2 separate regions of the Homo sapiens genome follow, and region 2 is linked to region 1. Evidence: read pairs that join two places in POLR2A ChIA-PET (ENCODE). Cell type or tissue: GM12878. All regions are shown on one strand.

What was found. ChIA-PET counts read pairs that join two places held together with the same protein. Peaks named below come from ENCODE experiments on the same cell type or tissue, not always from the same donor. Only the 100,000 strongest peaks of a DNase experiment are listed, where the experiment ranks them.
Region 2: POLR2A ChIA-PET joins it to region 1 with 6 read pairs; 3 of 35 experiments call an interaction of 5 or more read pairs at or near these places.

The regions. Positions count from the first base shown.
Region 1 is chr2:61,295,932-61,300,931 of GRCh38, forward strand. It overlaps USP34 (ubiquitin specific peptidase 34), which reads right to left. Exons shown (of 80, transcript NM_014709.4): 30 at 869-994. Among named protein-coding and RNA genes, the nearest start is that of SNORA70B, 120 kb to the right of the region's middle. In GM12878, no CTCF peak of the experiment used is centred here; no DNase peak of the experiment used is centred here.
Region 2 is chr2:61,522,986-61,527,985 of GRCh38, forward strand. It overlaps XPO1 (exportin 1), which reads right to left. Exons shown (of 25, transcript NM_003400.4): 3 at 3,435-3,536. Among named protein-coding and RNA genes, the nearest start is that of XPO1, 13 kb to the right of the region's middle. In GM12878, no CTCF peak of the experiment used is centred here; no DNase peak of the experiment used is centred here; H3K27ac peaks cover 292 bases.

The DNA.
Region 1 (5,000 bases):
CCTCAAATAAACTACTTATTATACAAATTTTAAAAACAATCTTTAAGCCAGGAGCAGTGGCTCATGCCTATAATCCCAGCATTTTGGGAGGCTGAGATGGGCAGATCATTTGAAGTCAGGAGTTATAGATCAACTTGGCCAAAACGGTGAAACCCTGTCTCTACTAAAAATACAAAAATGAGCCAGGCATGGTGCACACGCCTATGGTCTCAGCTACTGGGGAAGGTTGGGGGAGGAAGGATCACTTGAGCCCTCGTGGTTGTGGTTGCAGTGAGCTGAGACCACACCACTGTACTCCAGCCTGGGTAACAGAGTTATACCTTATCTCAAAAATAAATAAATAAATAAATAAATTAAAACAGTCTTTAATGTTAAAGACTTTACAAAGATACCCAACACACATGTGAGGTGGTGTCCATATGGAAAAAAAATTATCACACAGATATTAAATTTATTTGCCTCATTTTCTCCAATTTGGTCAGTTAATTTGTATAAGCACACAAAACAAACACTGATGCACATCATTTCACCTCTGTGTATTTTCTCTAAACATTACTTTTTGTTACTAAGAACAAAAAACAATATTAAAAGCATACTGTAATATGAAAAAACACTAATATAAAATGTCAATAATTTTAGAAAACATCTTCATCTTACATTTAGCCTCTGATACATTATTCACCCATTATTCACCCTCACTAAATAAACAAATGAACATTAAAATGCAGTGGCACTTTTTACCTACTATATGGGTAAAAACTATATTCAGATTTACTGAGGGTACATCAACAGGCAATCTTCTACACTGTCAATAGGAATGTAAACTGGTAACAGCCTCTAGGAGAGTAAAGAGATTTTGTGGGCTCACCTGCTCATCTGAGATATTCTGGAATGCCATCAACATATTAGGACATGTAGGAAGAAGCATCAGTAGCTCCCAGACCCGCCTAGACAGATTTTCTGCATGAAGATGAAGTTCTTCACATCGTAAGCTCTACACAAATAAGAACAACTACTTTATCAAAACAGATCAGAAAAGAAAAAGTTTTAAGTTCAAATTTTTGCATAAAGTAATGATCAAATTTGCTAATAGTTTTTAGCCTCACTTTTTGAAAAGTGAGAAATGAAACATTTGTTATATGATACATATTTGAGAAAATTAATAGCCAAGCAGTGTTTTTTCAACTTCTTACTGAACATTTTTCTAGAAAAGCTTTCCTCTAAGACTGATCATGTTCCTCATGAAACTTTTCAAATAAAAGTGAAAACATCTGTTTAAAGGCCAGAAAATTCTAACAAATTTCAATATGACAATCATCTATTTCCATTTTGCAGGTCACTATTCTAAGCACAATAAAGACTGGGTGAATTAAATCCTTGAACTTCCATTTAGGAAAAGAGCCTGTTTCTCTTATGTTGCTAATCTAAACCTCATTTTCCAGTCTCAGATGAACAGACGTTAAGAAGAAAGCAAACAATTTTAGAGACCTATTTTTTTCCATTATCATTTGTTAAATCTTGCTAAGTTCCAAAACTTGCTAAGGCAAGAGTAAGCTAAACAACGTTTCAAAAACCACTTAGGAAATAGGCAATTAAACAAAAATTTAAAGTACCACCCTGAGAGGTAAAAAGAGTAAAAACTAAAATTGACAGTTTTGGTATTTTCCACGGAGTATAAATTTATTACTACTGCTACTATCACAGTGATTCTTTGGTATAACATGGTCTAGGGATATTCTATAAGCCTATAAAAAGAAACTTAGTTCTTTTGGTATAATGGCAGAAACATGGTGCACTTTGGTGGCAAGAAAATCTTTATTTTTTTTTTGAGATGGAGTTTCGCTCTTGTAGCCCAGGCTGGAGTGCAATGGCACGATCTCAGCTCACTGCAACCTCCGCCTCCCGGGTTCAAGCAATTCTCCAATGTCAAGGAAATCTTAGAAAGTTTCAAGGTAAATTTGGTCTTTCACAAGCTTGATGAACAAAGAGAAGCAACCCTCGAGTAACACTTGCGCTATACTTGAGGAAATGGCACTCAGTTCTTCAATAAAACAACTCATCATTCCGTTGTAAATAACCATTAAAAAGAGAAATATTGAATTCTATGCAAAAAAGGATTAGAAGGAAAAATATCTTCAAAGTGTGCATAAGTATGTTCTGCAATGACTGAAAGTCTCATGAGACATACACAGTAAAGATACTTTATTTTTACTTTTTTGTGTAACTCTCATCAGGGCCAAACCTATCTTATTCAGCAAAAAATCCCTGTTATCAACCTGCCAAAAATAAGATTCAATAAAATATCTGCAGCTGGGTGCAGTGGCTCCCACCTGTAATCCTAGCACTTTGGGAGGCAGAGGTGGGCGGATCACAAGGTCAGGAGATCAAGACCATGCTGGCTAACAGAGTGAAACCCTGTCTCTACAAAAATACAAAAAAAAAAAAAAAAAAAAAAAACTAGCTGGGCGTGGTGGCGTGCGCCTGTAGTCCCAGCTACTCAGGAGGCTGAGGCAGGAGAATGACTTGAACCTGGGAGGCGGAGGTTGCAGTGAGCCGATAACTTGTCACTGCACTCCAGCCTGGAGGACAGAGTGAGACTCTGTCTCAAAAAAAAAAAAAAAAAAAAAAAAAAAAAAAAAAATCTGCTGAAACAATGAAATGCTTTCCCTTTGGTTTAAGTCTCACTACTCAGACTAACGTAACAGCCTATTAACATAACAGCCCAGGATCTCTTATCACTGGTCCTGGTTTTCTCTACTACATCCTCCACACAAACATCTAAATTTTGTTTCTAAAAGCCCAGAAAAGAGCTCATTTTGCTGCTTAAAACCAGCCATAATGATGGATTAAAAAAAAAAAATCATTTAGGTCCTTTTGCGATACAAGTTACAGTCTACCTTTCTGTCCTAGTATTTAAATTACACTATGCTAGTATTCCCAGGTCCTCAAACATGGCATTTGCTTTCTTATTGAGGAAAATCTGTAATGCTTTTCTCTTCACTCTTAACAGTAGCTGGACCCAATTTGAACAACTCCTCTTTTGAAAAAACCTTCTGCAAATTTTTGTCCCCCTCCTCACATTATTCCCCTAATACATGGAACAGAACACCAGCACTAGGTGAGAAAACAGAGGTTTCATGGGCACCTATTAATGATTATTCTGCTTGAAAAAACAATGGGTATTTCTTGGGAATTTAAGAATGTACCATCACGTGAGAAACTGAGGTATAAGAAACAGAAGGCTCAATGGCAGCCCACTGCATCCATTATCAAACACATCATGGAAACGGGAAGAAGTCACTTAACAATCTTGGGGAAGAAAGAAAAGCATACTAGCCTAACACAGGGAAAACTATCAAAATACCACCATTTTACCTGCCTCTCAATCTCAAAATTGTGATTCACTGCATAAGCTACATGAATACATGAAAAGGTCTTAGAATAAGCCCATTTAAAGGCATTGTTTTAAAAGTTAGTGGATTGAATATGGCTCCTTTAGGTGATATCACACATACTCTTGCCTCTGAATGCCATCTTCAGGCTGGGCACAGCAGCTTATGCCTACGATCCCAGCACTTTAGGAGGCTGAGGTGGGAGGATCGCTTGAAGCCAGGAGTTTGAAACCAACCTGGGCAACATAGAGAGACCATGTCTACAAAATATTAAAAAATTAGCCAGGCACATTGGCATGCACCTGGAGTTCCACCTATTCAGGACGCTGAGGCAGCAGGATCACTTGAACCTGAGAGATCAAGGCTACAACTGAGCTACGATCATACCACTGCACTGCAGCCTGGGTGACACACTGAGACCATGTCTCACAAAAATAAAAATAATAATAAAATAAATGGCATCTTTATAGTGATAACCCACAAACCATTTTTCTAGACTATACCTTTTCCTCTGAGCTCCATACTTATATATCCAAGTGATTACCTGACATCTCTATTTGATGTTCCTCAGGCATCTATCTATCCTTCAGCTCAAATGGAATCCACCCAGTTGCACAGGCCAGAAACCCAGTGCCATTTCTGTCTTCCTTCTCCTCTTCATTCCCTACTCCTAAAACCCAAACCACCACCAAGTGATGTTGTTTTGACCTGTTGTCGATTTATTTCCACTGCTGCCATCCTATTTCAGGGCAACTTGTTCCTGGACTCGTATATCAAATGCTTTACTGACTTTGTTACTTTCTCCAAAGAAACTTATTAGGTATAAAACAAAAATCAGAACATGTGTTTATCCTCTGTTTAAAATCTTTTAATGTTGTCCACTTTGAGTAAAATGGAAATGACTCACGATGACGCAAAAGGTTTACATTATTTCGCTCTGCCTACCTTTCCAATTTCATTCCTCCCATTCTACTCTCCCATCCTCTTCCCCATTCTCCTTTCTAGCTAGCACACGGCACCATGCCCAGCTAATTTTTGTATTTTTAGTAGAGACGGGGTTTCACCATGTTGGTCAGGCTGCTCTTGAACTCCTGACCTCGTGATCTGCCCATCTCAGCCTCCCAAAGTGCTGGGATCACAGGCGTGAGCCACCGCCCCGGCCCAATTTTACTACTCTTAAAAGATTACTGAGGGCCAGGCACGGTGGCTCATGCCTGTAATCCCAGCACTTTGGGAGGCTGACATGGGTGGATCATGAGGTCAGGAGTTCAAGACCAGCCTGACCAACACAGTGAAACCCCATCTCTACTAGAAATGCAAAAATTAGCCAGGTGTGGTTGCACACGCCGGTAATCCCAGCTACTTGGGAGGCTGAGGCAGGAGAATGGCATGAACCCGGGAGGTGGAGCTTGCAGTGAGATGAGATTGCACCACTGCACTCCAGCCTGGTCAACAGAGTGAGATGCCGTCTCAAAAAAAGAAAACAAAAAAAAAATGAACAAAAAAAAAAAAGGAGAGAAAATTATTATATACTTTATAACGTTTTATAAACTATACTTTTATTAAAGTTACTATATCCTCTCAACAGAGACACAAAACAAGATTTGT
Region 2 (5,000 bases), 230 kb after region 1:
AAGTAGCAGCCAGATATGAATTCACAGCATAAATGACTGCTCATAGGCTCACGTACTTTAACACGAACAGGCTCCTAAGAATTTAGCAGCTTGGATGCTATCAAGCTTCCTACCATCCTCTAGGAGTTATAAGCTTTTGGCCAAATATTAAAGTATTGTCACAGATACTTTCTATAGAAAGTGTTTACAAGCATCACTGGTGTGTTACTTAAGGAGCAGCAAGACAACCCATGGGTTTATTTTATATTTTAACCCCACCCTTATAGTTGCTATTTCTACTAATTTAAAGATAAACTTTTGTGCACAGTCAAAATAATCACAAACGCATGTTGCAATCTGTATCTACCTTTCAGGTATTTCTTCCTAAATACTGAAAGTTATAACTAAAAGTATAAAAAATTAAAAAACAGAGATACCACTTTCAAGCCATTTTGTCCCTCCTGCTGATTACTCACTCTAAATAGTCAACAATATTTATAATAATTTATAAAGCCCCAGGAGTTACTACCTGAATTACTATGACCAATTAGTGTGGATAGGCAGGAGGAAGAAAAGGGACAAAACCGTTGTGGTACATTTCAACTGAGAGAATTAGGGAAGAATCAGCTATAATATCTGAAAGGTAAGCTCATTCATATATAGACATATAACCTCAGATTGCAAGTTTTGGCTGAGAATAAGAGTTCATCTTTAAAATGGTTAGTCATTACACAATAAAATAGGAGCATTAGTATTTCAACCAAAGGGATCATGTGAATGCTCATTTTATCCAAAGCACAATATAGACTGTCCCAAACTACATTGTGCTCAAACAGTGAATGTTTTTGCTGTTTTCTTTCATTTTAACATTTCACACTCTTCAAGAAAATTTTGCCATTTCAACTAAAGTACTACATTTGCAGAACATTCCTTAAAAACTTTCAAAATAAAAACAAGGCCAAAGCAAAATTCTAAAATTACAAATTTGATGCTATTAAAATGTTTCATAATCAGCAGTAAATAGTGATGCTTTCTAACCTGTTCACTTTTAAAAACATATCTATTTATTATGTCTAGGTCTGAGAAATATGTAAAAAAAAGAGAGTTGTCCAAATGCCTGAAGTTCTTAATTAGCTTTTAAAAACATACTACCCTAAGCATTTTCTTTAATTTTATAGGCACAAAATCAGATTGTCAAGACTCAGTAAGTCAAAGCAATGCACTGCTTACAATATATCCTCTTGCCAAAAATCAATTAAAAAGCCTTTAAAACACTAAGAAACAAAACCCACCATAAATATAGTTACAAATAAAAATCTTAAAGATAACTTCATCTTATTTAACCAAACTTTTTTACATTTTTAATGGAAAGACACTGTCCTTTCTTTTTTATTTACTTCTTCCTATTTGATACTGTTACCTAAAATTACTATTTACTAACCTGTATTTTCTACAACTGTATAAAGGTAGCATAAGCTTGATGAAGATACAATTCATATTTCATCTTTCTGCCAAGGGGGTTGAAGCAGGGAGCCCAATAAATGCTTTGCCCAGGTTAGGTCAAAGGAATACATCTGTTACTATAATATCCTAAAATCCAATCTCTCCCAGACATAAAGACTTTGCCTATGAAACTAAAACAAAAAAAATTTACATTCCTTTGAAAAAATGTTATTTGGGGCCAGGCAAAGTGGCCCTCGCCTGTAATCCCAACATTTTGGGGAGGCCAAGGCGGGAGGGCCAGGAGTTCAAGATCAGCCTGAGCAACACAGGGAGACCCCACTTCTATAAAAAAATTGGTAAGTTAGCGAGGCATGGTGACACGCACCTGTAGCCCTAGCTACTCAGAAAGTTGAGGCAGAAATGTCACTTAAGCCCAGGAGTTTGAGGTTACAGTGAGCTATAATCACACCACTGCACTCCAGCCTGGGCAACAGAGGTCCTGTCTCTTCAAAGAATTTTTTTTCTTTTTTTTTTTAGTATTTTTGCTCAAAAATCTGAAGTGACAGTCAAATCTGAAAGCCAATGATAAATCACTACAATCCAAACATTCTGAAGAATTATACTTTTGCCTTACATCTCCAAACTTGAGAAATCCACTGCTGAGTTATGAAGATGAGGGACAGATAACAGCAAAGACTAAATGAAAAAATAAATGCATGAAATGATCCCTATGGTAGAAATTTCTACTGAGCCCTTAGAAATACTTATTTTATGCATTGAATTCCCCTTTCCCCTCCCACCGCCCATGAAACAAAAACAATTGATGAACAGAATTCAGTTAAAGGGAATCAAAAGGGTAGACCTTGTGGAGGCCTGCCGTCAAAGCCTAGCTGTGTCAGTTGCACAGGAAGACACCCCTTTTCTTCCTATTACAAGCAATCAACATAATGGAACATTATGATTAATATCAGGTAGTGTTAACATCTTTAAAGAAAAAAAAATGATTGCATAAAAGCCAAATGTCATAGTGCATAAATTTAGCACCAAATCATTTGTAATTTATGTAAATTGAAGAATTCTTTACCTGTTGCTTTCTTTCTGTTCCTCTAATCATCTCATTTTTCACAAGACAAATTTGAGTTTTTAAAAATACTGTTGATAAATCAACTTAAACATTAGTAATGTCTGTCAGTATAAAAAGCAAAATTTACCAGGCAAGCAAACAGGCAAACACTGTTATGTTACTTAAGGTTAGCACTTTGAGGAAGTTCTGGACTGTATTTTTGACCTAAAATTTACAAGATGTCAAAACTAATTAATATTTTAAAACTGTTAATTAACAAAGTCTGGTTTCAGAAACAGATGTGAATATGGCTATCTTCTGTTTTAACACAATGTATATCAAGTGGAAACCTTTCGTGTATTAAACAGAATGCCATAGTATTTATTACTTTAAGGCAGTTTAAAGAGAAGCGTGAATCATCAAGCCTAAAACAGACAAAACACATTTTGATCAACCCTTCTGTTCAAACTTAAAAAAGGACCAGAATTATAACATTTTCCATTGTAAATAAAAACTGAGTGCTGTCCCATTAGAAGCCCAATGCCATGGAGTAGGGTTTTAAGCTGTCCACACAACTTGGTGTCAGAGGTGCCTGGCCTGTATTATATTGATTACTTGCCCAAAATAATTCCTTAATGTTATGTTTAATCTCTGAATAACATTCAGAATTTATGCTACTTAGACCTGTATACATATACTAAAAAGAAAAAAACAAAATCAGACAACCAAAAAAGCCACCTTGCATACTAGTCCCATTACAAAACTTCATTCATAATTCTTAGGACTATTTGCAAGAATTAATTATATGCTTAAGACTAAATTTTGAAACAAATTAACAATATAAAATAATTTGAGATAACAAATGCTAATACTAAAAATGAGATACCTTCCTCAAAGTTTATGACTGGAAGAAAAGAAATAACAGATTTTAAAACCACCACTTGCTTACTTTCGTATTCATATTCTGAGAAAATTCCAAAATTGTGTCGACTCTTGTCCAAGCATCAGGATGCTCCTTTAAATGTGTCAGTACTTCTTGAGCCATTCTTTGCTAAAATATTATTAAAAAAAACAAAACTTAAGCTAATGTATTCTTTTGAATCATTCATTAAAATGAAAACTACTGAGCAAGGCACAAATTCTAATTGGACAGAGATTCTATTATTGATGTTCAGAAATACTCAAAAATTAGACCTTACAGAAATAGAAATAAAATTATATAAATATGACTCCCAATTTTTTTTTTTTTTTTTTGAGACAGAGTCTTGGCTCTATCACCCAGGCTGGACTGCAGTGGTGCGATCTCAGCACCCTGCAACCTCTGCCTCCTGGGTTCAAGCGATTCTCCCGCCTCAGCCTCCTGAGTAGCTGGGATTATAGGCAGGTGCCACCACAGCCAGCTAATTTTTGTATTTTTAGTAGAGATGGGGTTTCACCATGTTGGCCAGGCTGGTCTTGAACTCCTGACCTCAGGTGATCTGCCTGCCTTGGCCTCCCAAAGTGCTGAGATTATAGGAGTGAGCCACCATGCCCAGCCAACTCCTAATCTTTAAAGGTGCAAATATTTTACTTATTTGAAACAGTAACATTTTTGGGAGTAAATCTGGTTTATTTTTTAGTCTCAAAACTGAACTGCATTTCAACCAAAGATCTATTCTGAAGCAAATAAGTTCTCAGCACTTAAATCAACCAAAAACAATATAAAAATTCTTATCTAGGCCAGTAGCAGTGTTTCATGCCTGTAATCCCAATACTTTGGGAGACTGAGGCAGGAGGACCACTTGAGGCCAGGGGTTCAAGACCAGCTGGCCAGTCTAGGTGACAGGCAATGTAACGAGGCCATGACTCTCCAAAAAAAAAAAAAAAAGAAAGCTGCACATGGTGGCTTGCACCTATAGTCCTAACTACTCAGGAGACCGAGATGGGAGGATCACTTGAGCCCTGGAAATCAAGGTTGCACCGAGCTATGATGGTGCCACTACACTTCAGCCTGGGTGAAAGAGCAGAGACCCTGTCTCTAGAAAAACAAAAAAAAGCACACCTACTTAGGTAAGTTATGTAATGTAGCAGGACACTCTGCTTTACAAGAGTTACCAAGATCTCTCTAAATACAAAAATACATTTCATGGAAAGACTGCTGAAAACTAGGTCTAATTAAACCACAAATCCCAAATACTTACATACCATTTGAGCTCTTTAAAGAGGGCTCCTAACATTTATTGTAACCATCCTTTCTCCATTCTGAAATTTCACTAATTTCATATATAAAATCTTTGTTTTGGAAACTATTTCCGTTTTTATTTTCATATTTTTAACATGCAACCCAGAAATACTAATCTACGTAGTCATCATCTTGTGCTTGTATCAGATTTTCTTTTAGCATAAAATAACTAAAGTTTATGGAAGTCATCTTTGTGCCTTTCCCTAGTGCCATTTCCTTCCTTTATTCCTTTTTTCTCTCTTTTTTTTTTTTAAAGTTGGAGTCTTGCTCTGTCACCCAGGCTGGAGTGCAATG